2 separate regions of the Homo sapiens genome follow, and region 1 is linked to region 2. Evidence: chromatin loops called from intact Hi-C (ENCODE). Cell type or tissue: OCI-LY7. All regions are shown on one strand. Links, peaks and the distances in the headings refer to the core of each region. The heading gives the core; the rest is flanking DNA.

Region 1 (4,380 bases), core at 82-4,081, 160 kb before region 2:
TCCCAAGACAGAGTCTCGCTCTGTTGCCCAGGCTGGAGTGCAGTGGCGCAACCTCGGCTCACTACAACCTCTGCCTGTTGGGCTCAAGCGATTCTCCTGCCTCAGCCTCCCAAGTAGCTGGGATTACAGGCACCCGCCACCACGCCTCACTAATTTTTGTATTTTTAGTAGAGACGGGGTTTCACCATGTTGGTCAGGCTGGTCTCGAACACCTGACCTTGTGATCCCAAAGTGCCTCCCAAAGTGCTGGGATTACAGGTGTGAGCCACCATGCCTGGCCAATTTAATAATAATTTAGAAAACAATGTGGCAAGGCTCAAAAATGCCTCAGCTAAAGTACAAGCAAAGTGCTCCAGGGCTTCAGAGTCCTGAGAGAACACAACTGTAGAGTAGGGAAGAATCAGGGAAGGCATCACATAAGAAGTGGAATTTTTATATTTTTTATTTTTAGAGGCAGGGTCTTGCTCTGTTGCCCAGGCTGGAGTGCAGTGGCACAATCATGGCTCACTGCAGCCTCAACCTCCCAGGCTCAAGTGGTCTTCTCACCTCAGCTTCCTGAGTAGCTGGGACTACAAGCACATACCACCATGCCCAGCTAGTTATTTGTAGTTTTTTGTAGAGGCAGGGTCTTACTATGTTGCCCAGGCTGGTCTTGAACTCCTGAGCTGAAGCTATCCTCCTGCCTTGGCCTTCCAAAGTGCTGGGATAACAGGCAAGAGCCACTGTGCCTGGCTGAGGTGGGATTTCCCGGGGACCCTCCTCTCTTCTTTGCCAGCGTCTACAGACTTCTGCCCATGGCTGTATGTACGCACGGACAGAGCTAGCAATGACCCTGCTGGCAGGTATGATAGGAAGCCTCTTCTGTCACAGGTAAGCCTTATTGTTCCCAAATTCCTCTCCTCTCCAAAGTCTGACATCTGAAATTTCATGAGTGCTTCCTCTCTTTGACTTCAGGTTTTGATCTCTTGGGGTTTGTAATCCAGAAAGGAAGCAACCACTGGGCAGTTTTCAGGCACTTGTCCCACAGCATCAGTGATTACCTCAGATTCCCTCTTGGAGCAGGTTTTGTTAGGATGAGGGGAAAGAGCCTGGGAGCAGTGCACACTGGGCCAAGGAGGGAGAGGCCCAAGCCGGTGGGAGACCGGGAGCACACAAAGGAGGAGTGGCTGGGGGCTCTCTGAACTTCCCTATCTCATTGCACTACCTGGCCAGGCCATGCATGTCTACACACACTTATGCTTGTCCACTCTTCAGCCCTCCTCCCTCCTTTTCCCTTCCTCTTCCTTTCTCTAACTCTTCTCCTGCTACCTTTTCCCTACCCTTCTTCCAAAGAGACAGTGAGAACCTCAAAGATATCACGTGGTTATCTGTCACACCCCACCACATTGCCTGGGACCAGAAGATTGGGAAGGGACTGCAGGCTGGTAATCCTAAAGCTTCTGTGTTGGGCGGGTGCGGTGGCTTACACCTGTAATCCCAGCACTTTGGGAGGTCGAGGTGGGTGGACCACGAGGTCAGGAGATCAAGACCATCCTGACCAACATGGTGAAACCCCGTCTCTATTAAAAATACAAAAATTAGCTGGGTGTGGTGGCACGCACCTGTAGTCCCAGCTACTCTGGAGGCTGAGGCAGGAGAATCTCTTGAACCCGGGAGGCGGAGGTTGCAGTGAGCCAAGATCGCACCACTGCACTCCAGCCTGGCAACAGAGCAAGACTCAGTCTCAAAAAAAAAGAAAGAAAGAAAGAAAAAAGCTTCCGTGTTGTTCTCCTGGCTTTGCCCCAGCTAAAATGTGTATTGGTGACCAGACAGACATGCGACTTTGTCTGGACCTCAGTTTCCCCTACTTATAAAGTGGGTGGAACTCTGCCTCCACCAACCTTCCACTCAATTGGCTATGGAGGGAAGAGCACAAGACTTGTTGTCTTTACTATCTGTGGCGGCCTAGAGAAGTCACTCAATCTCCCTAGACTTCTGTTTTTCATATGGAAAATGCAGATAATAATATCCACAAGTTTTTGCAGGGGTCAAGTCAGATAGCCTGTGCTCAAGTGCTTACCTAGCTCCCGGCCTGGCACAAAGCAGGTGTTCAATATGAGTTAACTGGAAGGTTCGTTGAAAAAATTAGGAATCGCAAGTGTGCATGTTGCACGTGTCACATGTTGCACTGCATCTAGCACGGTGTTGGGTACGAAGTAGACATTCAGTCAATATGCACAGGTCAAATTGAACTGAAAACTGGGTACGGAGAGGTCAGGAATGATTAAATTAGTTCACTTGTGTGTTGGCTAACGTCTCCTTTTTCAGGTAATAGACAAGAAATAGTGTGTAAATCTGCTTATCCCCAAAAGGCGTGTGACCTGTGCAGTGAAAGTGAGCTGGGGGTCCTCCGCCCCACCCCCAAGCTCGCTGGGCTCTCTAGGACAAGTCTCTTCCTCCTGCTGCATTTTAGGGAGCATCCTGCAGACGGCGCTCTCCCATCATCTCAGCCTCAGCCGAATTGAGCTGGGGTAGGGAGCGAGGGGTGAGGGGAAGTGTGAAGGAAAAACAGCCCCACGCGTCACTCACATATTTACATCTGAACTGTCAAAATAGTTATTTTTAAGTCGAGTTCCGTCTGCTGCGAGTTTAAAACTGAGCGGCGCGGGGGCGGGGCGCCCCACTGCGGAGGGAGGGCGGCTGGAGCCGCGGCCTGAGTGCGCGTGCGCAGTGCGCCTCGCCGGCTGCTTGGGGGTCCCCCGGCTGAGTGGGAAGCTCCTGGGGCAGTGTGGGCGCGGAGGTGTGCGTGTGGAAGACCGGCTCTTCCTTTGGCCACTTTGCACCTAGCTGGGGAGCTGCGTAAACTGTTGGCGTCCGCGTGGTCTGCCATTCCTGGTTCTCCACGGTGATGGGCGGCTTTCTCCTGTCTCATGGGAACCACGCATCCCATTCCAGGAGGAAGATCTGTCTTGTTCTTACCTCCTCTGGATGACTTTGGTTGTCCACCCCTACCCTACTCTCCCACCCCGTCCCTGACAACGTCTGGAAATTCTCCATAGCCTCCCTCTATACTTCCTAGTTACAACTGGGATCCATGCCCATCTCTAAAACAAGACTTCATGGGCTCCATTCAGATCCAGGTCTGATTTGAGGATGCCCCTCCGCCCAGCCGTCTTCAACACAGCCCTTCCTAAGAGGGAAGGAGCTGGGGGCTTCTACGGGAGCTGGTCAGCGCTTGGGCGGGCCTGAAGCCGAGGACCCTTGGGTGTGCAAGCAGCAGAGAGAATGACTTGGCCTTCTATGTGGCAAGAATTCATTTTTCTCTGCAAAGTGAGGAGCCTGCTGGTTTGACACTCAGGATGCTTCTTTCTTGCTCTCTCGATTGCTCTCTCAGGGGCAGTGGGATTTGAGACAGACGCTGCCTGGCCCTGCTGCCATTAATATGTGTCCCAGCCCTGTCCAATGTCTGCTCTGTAATGAGTAGTGTTTCGGAATGTCACCTCTGTTAATGGGGAAGCGACACCTGTGCACAGCCGGAACCACCTCTCTGTCTTCATTAGGCAGTCCGCGGCCTGGCTGCCGGCTGCCCTCGCTGGGTGACAGATGATGGGGATGAGGAGTGAGAGCAGCAGCCTCCTGCTGTCCAGGATTCATTCCCAGACAATGACCCCAAATGCCTGTCCCTGCTCCCCCCACCCCCCAACATCAAAATAGCCGAGAAAAATGCCCTTCTCGGGTAAGGTGCGGCAAGGACAGATAATAGCTAAAAAGCATGCTAAGGAGAGTAGAGGAGTCATTTCCAGAAACAGACCTGTGCTAGCCACTGTGATCTCCGGTTTAGATTGCATTTGGGGGTCTCTTCCTCCCCCAACCCCGGCTATCTCCACAGGCCATCTTTTATGCCTCTTCTAATAAATCTGTCCCCCATGCAAAAGTCACAGTGTGAGGGCATAATGGATGTTCTAATTCCAGATTTCTCTCTAGCCCAGAGCTGCATATGGCCTCCCAGCAAAATCCTGATCCTTTCAAATCTCAGCCCTCATATCTGCCTGACACAATGCGGCATTGAAATGAGCCAAGCCACAAAATGTCCTGAGACATTGACAAGGCTTCAGAGGACCCCTACCATCATGATAAGATCAGCCTTTGAAACACACCACCAGCGTGGATATCATATTCCTCTGGTTCAGTTCAACATACCCACCCTCCCCACAAGGCTGTGTTAAAATAGTTGCAGCATCTCCTTCATCTCCTCCGCTGCCCAAGCAAATTAAACTGGACCAGAAGTGTCCTTCCATACTCTCTAGGTCATTGGAGATGGAGGTGGGTTGGGGCCACCTGTGGAGGGTAAGGGATGGTGGTGATGATCACTTGGAATTGCCTGAGGCAACTGTCTGATCC
Region 2 (4,380 bases), core at 225-4,224:
TGGCCTGTGCTGTCTGCCTGCTTTGCTGTTTGCCAGGGCTGCACCTGTTGTAGCCCTACAGTTTTGATGAGGTTGGCAGGGAGTGCCAGCTCTGCACGGGCATGGTAAACATGCCACCTGCCTGCTCAGTGCTGCTGGAGCAGTAACGTGCCAACTTCAACATGAATTCTTAGCTACTCCCTCTGTAGTGGACCCAGGCTGAGGGGAGCATACCAGCCTGGCTGAGACCTCCGGACCCTCAGGTGAGGGGCTGGGACCTGCATGACAGATGCTCTGGGAAGGACCTGCCTGTTGGCCCTGCATTCTGAAGAACGGTCCCCAGCAAAGGAGGCCAGGTTGAAGTGGGGGCAATGCACTCCCTTTTTTCCTTCTTTTTTTTTGTTTTTTTATTTGAGACAGAGTTTCACTCTTGTCGCCCAGGCTGGAGTGCAATGGCACACTCTTGGCTCACTGCAACCTCCGCCTCCCAGGTTCAAGTGATTCTCCTGCCTCAGCATCCCAAGTAGCTGGGATTATAGGCATGTGCCACCACGCCCGGCTAATTTTGTATTTTAAGTAGAGATGGGGTTTCACCATGTTGGTCAGGCTGGTCTCGAACTTCTGACCTCCGGTGATCCACCCACCTTGGCCTCCCAAAGTGTTGGGATTACAGGCGTAAGCCATCATGCCGGGCCGCACCCCCTTTTTTCTAAAGGGCGAGAAGGCTCAAACACAAACAAGGAAGCATCAGTGACCATCAGAGTCCCAGACAGGCAGGGCTTTATTAGACACGTTGTCATGATAAGGCAAACACAGGCTGGTGTTCTGTCCTTTTTGCAGATGACCCTGTGTAGCTGGGGCTGGTCTTCCCCCACCTCCTCTGTTCGCTGTCAGTCTCAGGATCAGCTGAGCATGGCCGCCACCCTCCCTCCCTTTTTCCTCCTCCCTTTCAGTGTGGGCTGTTGTTGGCAGTGACATTTAATTCAGGGAAGGCACCTGACCTTGGGGAGGAATGTGGGAAATGTCTGCAGCCTGGGGCAGCCACCCCCCACCTGGGGCCCAGGAATGTGGGCTCTAGGACACCTGTGGCCCCCAAGGGAGGTGAGTGTAGGGTCCAGGAATGACACTGTTGGAAGGCCCCGGCAAGGTCACCTAGTGAAACTCTTACATTGTGCAGAGGGTGAGGATGAGCCACCAATGCCACCCCCCGTGGCACCAGCACAGCCTTCTCTCCAATCTGGTGACAGCACTGTCTCTGACTCTTGTTGTCTCCTCAAGCCTGAGGCCACAAGTACAGCGGCAACTTCTGATTTGTCAGACCCACAGAACTGCAGAATGTCCAAGCCCTTCGAAGTGAGCTGCTGCACATCCTCTACCGCTGATGTGGAGACTGAGGTGCAGAGAGATGTGAGTTGGCTGCCATCTACTCACTATGGGCCAGGACCCAGGTCTCTGGGGTGGGTGCATTTCCCACCATCCCTCCTGTTCCAGATGCTGGAAGTCAGCATCTTTTCATCCCAGCAGGGAGATTCAGGTGGCCTCTCCTAAACCCCCACAGGGTTACTGCTGGGAGTGCAGTGCCATCTAGGGTGCCCATCTGTGTGAACTGCCGGGAGTGGGTGCTGCAGCCACAGAGGGCCTGGTCACTACACTCAAGCCCATGCTCCAGCACCTGGAGAGCAGGTGCTCTGTGCTCTGGCTGACGGCTCTGAGAAAACCAAGCTAACTCCAGCAGCTGCCTTCTTTGGGGCTGCACCGGGAGAAAGTGTTAGCGTAAGGACTCTGCTGCCCTCTCGTGGCCTCACTTGGGTATGGCTGCTGCCATTCAGGCCGCTGGTGGCTCACCTGCTCCGAGCTATGGAAATCTCTCTCCTAATTGCCTTTGCCTGGACTCTAAGAGGCCTGGATGGGGTGGATATCATCCCTTCTATCATACCGCTTAGGCCATGCCTTGTTCCTTGTCGGATTCTGGAGGAAGAGGGCCTCAGGTCAACAGGAGAGGCCTAGCCTGTGTTACCCAGAATGCTTGGGTGTGGGGAGAGACGTGGTGGTTCCCACAGACACAACCTAATCAACCAACACCAGACAGGATGGTTTGAAAATTTAGAGGATATTTATTTCTCAGGAAGGTGCACAACAGCTGGCAGGCACTGCTTTCCCTGCTCTAGGGGATTCCTCTCTCCTTTTCCAAGAAATCCCCTCTCTTCTTAGAAGTGCCCATGGGAGGCTGGGATGTGAAAAGAAACCATACACAACACTCCAGAGCCTTAAAAAAATAAAGCAACAACCTCCTCCACACGAATACACTTACAAAATAAATAGACGGATAAAAGAGAGGCCACGTGCCTCCCATCCCGGCTGTAGGGCTGCTTGGGGATAGTGGGGCTGGGTGGCTCGGTCCCACTTCTCCCAGCCAGGATGATCCAAAGGCTAAATGGAATGGAAGGGCCCTGGCTTCAGAGAGAGGATGGGGCAGGACCTCTCCTGGTACTCAGCAGGGAAGACACTGGGGGCACGGGTAGGGAACAAAGGAACAAATAAATAAATAAATAGAACCCAACAGCACTCTCAGAGGCCTAAGGGCTTAGGGTGAGGCTCAGGGGGGCCCTGGGGCCTGTTTCCCTGAAAATAACAGATCCAGTACAGGCAGAAAGAACAGAAGGGAAAACACAGGCCACACCCACCTGGCCTGCAGAGCCCAGCCCCAGAAGGAGGCCTCAAATCAGCTCTACAGGGAGGAGGGGTGGGGTGGGGATGCTGAGCTCCACACTAGCTGCTCTGAGCCTGCTCTCTGGCCCTGGAGGTGCCCGAAGGCTAGGGACCCTCCCATCCCTGTGTTCTCTGCGGCCAGCAGAGCCTCCTCCCTCACTCTCCAGCCTTCATCCTCACCATCTCCACCAGAGAAAACCGTAGCTATCTCCGAGGTGGGCTCTTTCCTAGGAAAGTTGAGGCAGAGCCCTCTCCTCCTATTCTTAATGGTCTTCCTGACTTGGGGCATCCTGAGGGTCAGCTGGGAGAAGTCCTTGTGTAACTATAAATAATCAAAACAATCCAACCCCATGTCCACCTCTGCTCCACTTGGCCACAGGTGCCCGCACTATCTCCAGGTAGGGCTGCATTCTAAGCTCCCTTCAGGCCAACAGGGAGAAGGTGTCAGACAGAAGCAAGTACAGAGAAGGGGGCAGGAGCTGCTGGAATGGACAGTTTGGGCAGGAGGCCAAACTGGACACACAAAGAAGTCCAAGGGTCCCTCCTGGAGAAGTGTGGCCAGCTGGGGGCCAGAGAGCACAGGGTTGGTGTGGCTGGCCACTCAGCTGGGCAGCAACACGTGCTCCAGGAGGTAGGTGAGGGAGTCCCAGTGCTTCCAGAGGAGGAACAGGACGAGGACCAGGAGGGTGGTGCTGGTGATGCGCAGGCGTGTCTTCATGAGGGGCGTGATGAAGTTGGCGATGGTGGACACGAACACCAGCAGCACGGCCATGAGCGCCAGGATCACGTTGATGAACTTGCCCAGCAGCGCCCGCGCGTTGGCATTCTCCACGCCCTCCAGCTGTACCACCTGCTGCTGTTGCTGCTGCAGCTCCAGCTTGGTGACCCGGGTCAGGCAGGACTCCACGGCCTCCTGCAGGGGCAGAGGGGCTGGCATGTGTGCGCTCAGGATGGGCAGGACCCCTAGGCTGAAAACCTACCTACCCCACTGAGAAGGTGCCTATAACGAAGTCTCCTCTCCAAAGGCCAGGAGGAGTGGAGGTTGACCAGCTGCAACTGGGGTCAGAGACCTTTAAGGATGACTCTTTGGGGAGGATGCTAGGAAATGAGAGTCTTGATTACTAGGGAAGGAAAAGAGCTGGCCCAATCCCAGCTGGCTCCCTCTTGAGGCAGGCTGGAGCCTGGAAACTCCAAATACTCATTTGCGAAGCTGCCATCAAAGAGGTGGGGGGCATGGTGGCCTCTGCCCTGTGGGCTTGCCTCTGCACAGTGCACGCTGTCAGCCTCAGGCCTGTCTTGCTCACTCCACTCCGCTCCCGCTACGCTGCCCTCTTCATCCATGTGCCTATCGGCCCCGGCCAACAGGCCAGCCTGTGTCTATCATGCCCCACGTGACAAGAACCCTAACCCTCTGGCTGCTGCCAGCTCTACCAGCACATCTGGGGCCTCCCAAGGTTGCCCTGGCCATACCTGGATGTCCCGTGCCCTCTCATAGGACTGGTAGGCCACCTTCTCCTCCATGCTGGCCAGCTCCTGCTTCAGGTTCGTCATCTCGTTCTGATGAAGCTCAGTCAGGTCGTTGAGCTGCTCCTCCAGCCGCTCGTACCTGGCGGAGGGAGAGAGAGTGACACCAGTCCTGGCTCCCCGAGCTTCCACTCTCTCCCACAGTTGATTCATTCATTCTCTCAATAA

What was found. Peaks named below come from ENCODE experiments on the same cell type or tissue, not always from the same donor. Only the 100,000 strongest peaks of a DNase experiment are listed, where the experiment ranks them.
Region 1: it touches region 2 in a loop (4-fold over the local background); 10 of 110 quality-filtered maps call a loop at or near these places.

What each region holds. Positions count from the first base shown.
Region 1 is chr1:205,429,081-205,433,460 of GRCh38, reverse strand. It overlaps a transcript of LEMD1 not described here. Among named protein-coding and RNA genes, the nearest start is that of LEMD1, 9.2 kb to the right of the region's middle. RefSeq lists silencers at 2,456-2,505, 2,726-2,775. In OCI-LY7, for the core only: CTCF peaks have their summits at 2,261 and 2,469 (motif pointing right); a DNase peak (open chromatin) is centred at 2,570; H3K4me3 peaks cover 1,044 bases; H3K27ac peaks cover 1,014 bases.
Region 2 is chr1:205,271,034-205,275,413 of GRCh38, reverse strand. It overlaps TMCC2 (transmembrane and coiled-coil domain family 2), which reads right to left. Exons shown (of 5, transcript NM_014858.4): 4 at 4,159-4,294; 5 at 2,071-3,601. The coding sequence ends at 3,290. Among named protein-coding and RNA genes, the nearest start is that of TMCC2-AS1, 36 kb to the right of the region's middle. RefSeq lists enhancers at 190-772, 773-1,354, 3,557-3,701, a silencer at 1,599-1,893 and a cis regulatory region at 3,629. In OCI-LY7, for the core only: CTCF peaks have their summits at 1,566 and 1,773 (motif pointing left); DNase peaks (open chromatin) are centred at 838, 1,283 and 1,733; H3K4me3 peaks cover 431 bases; H3K27ac peaks cover 719 bases.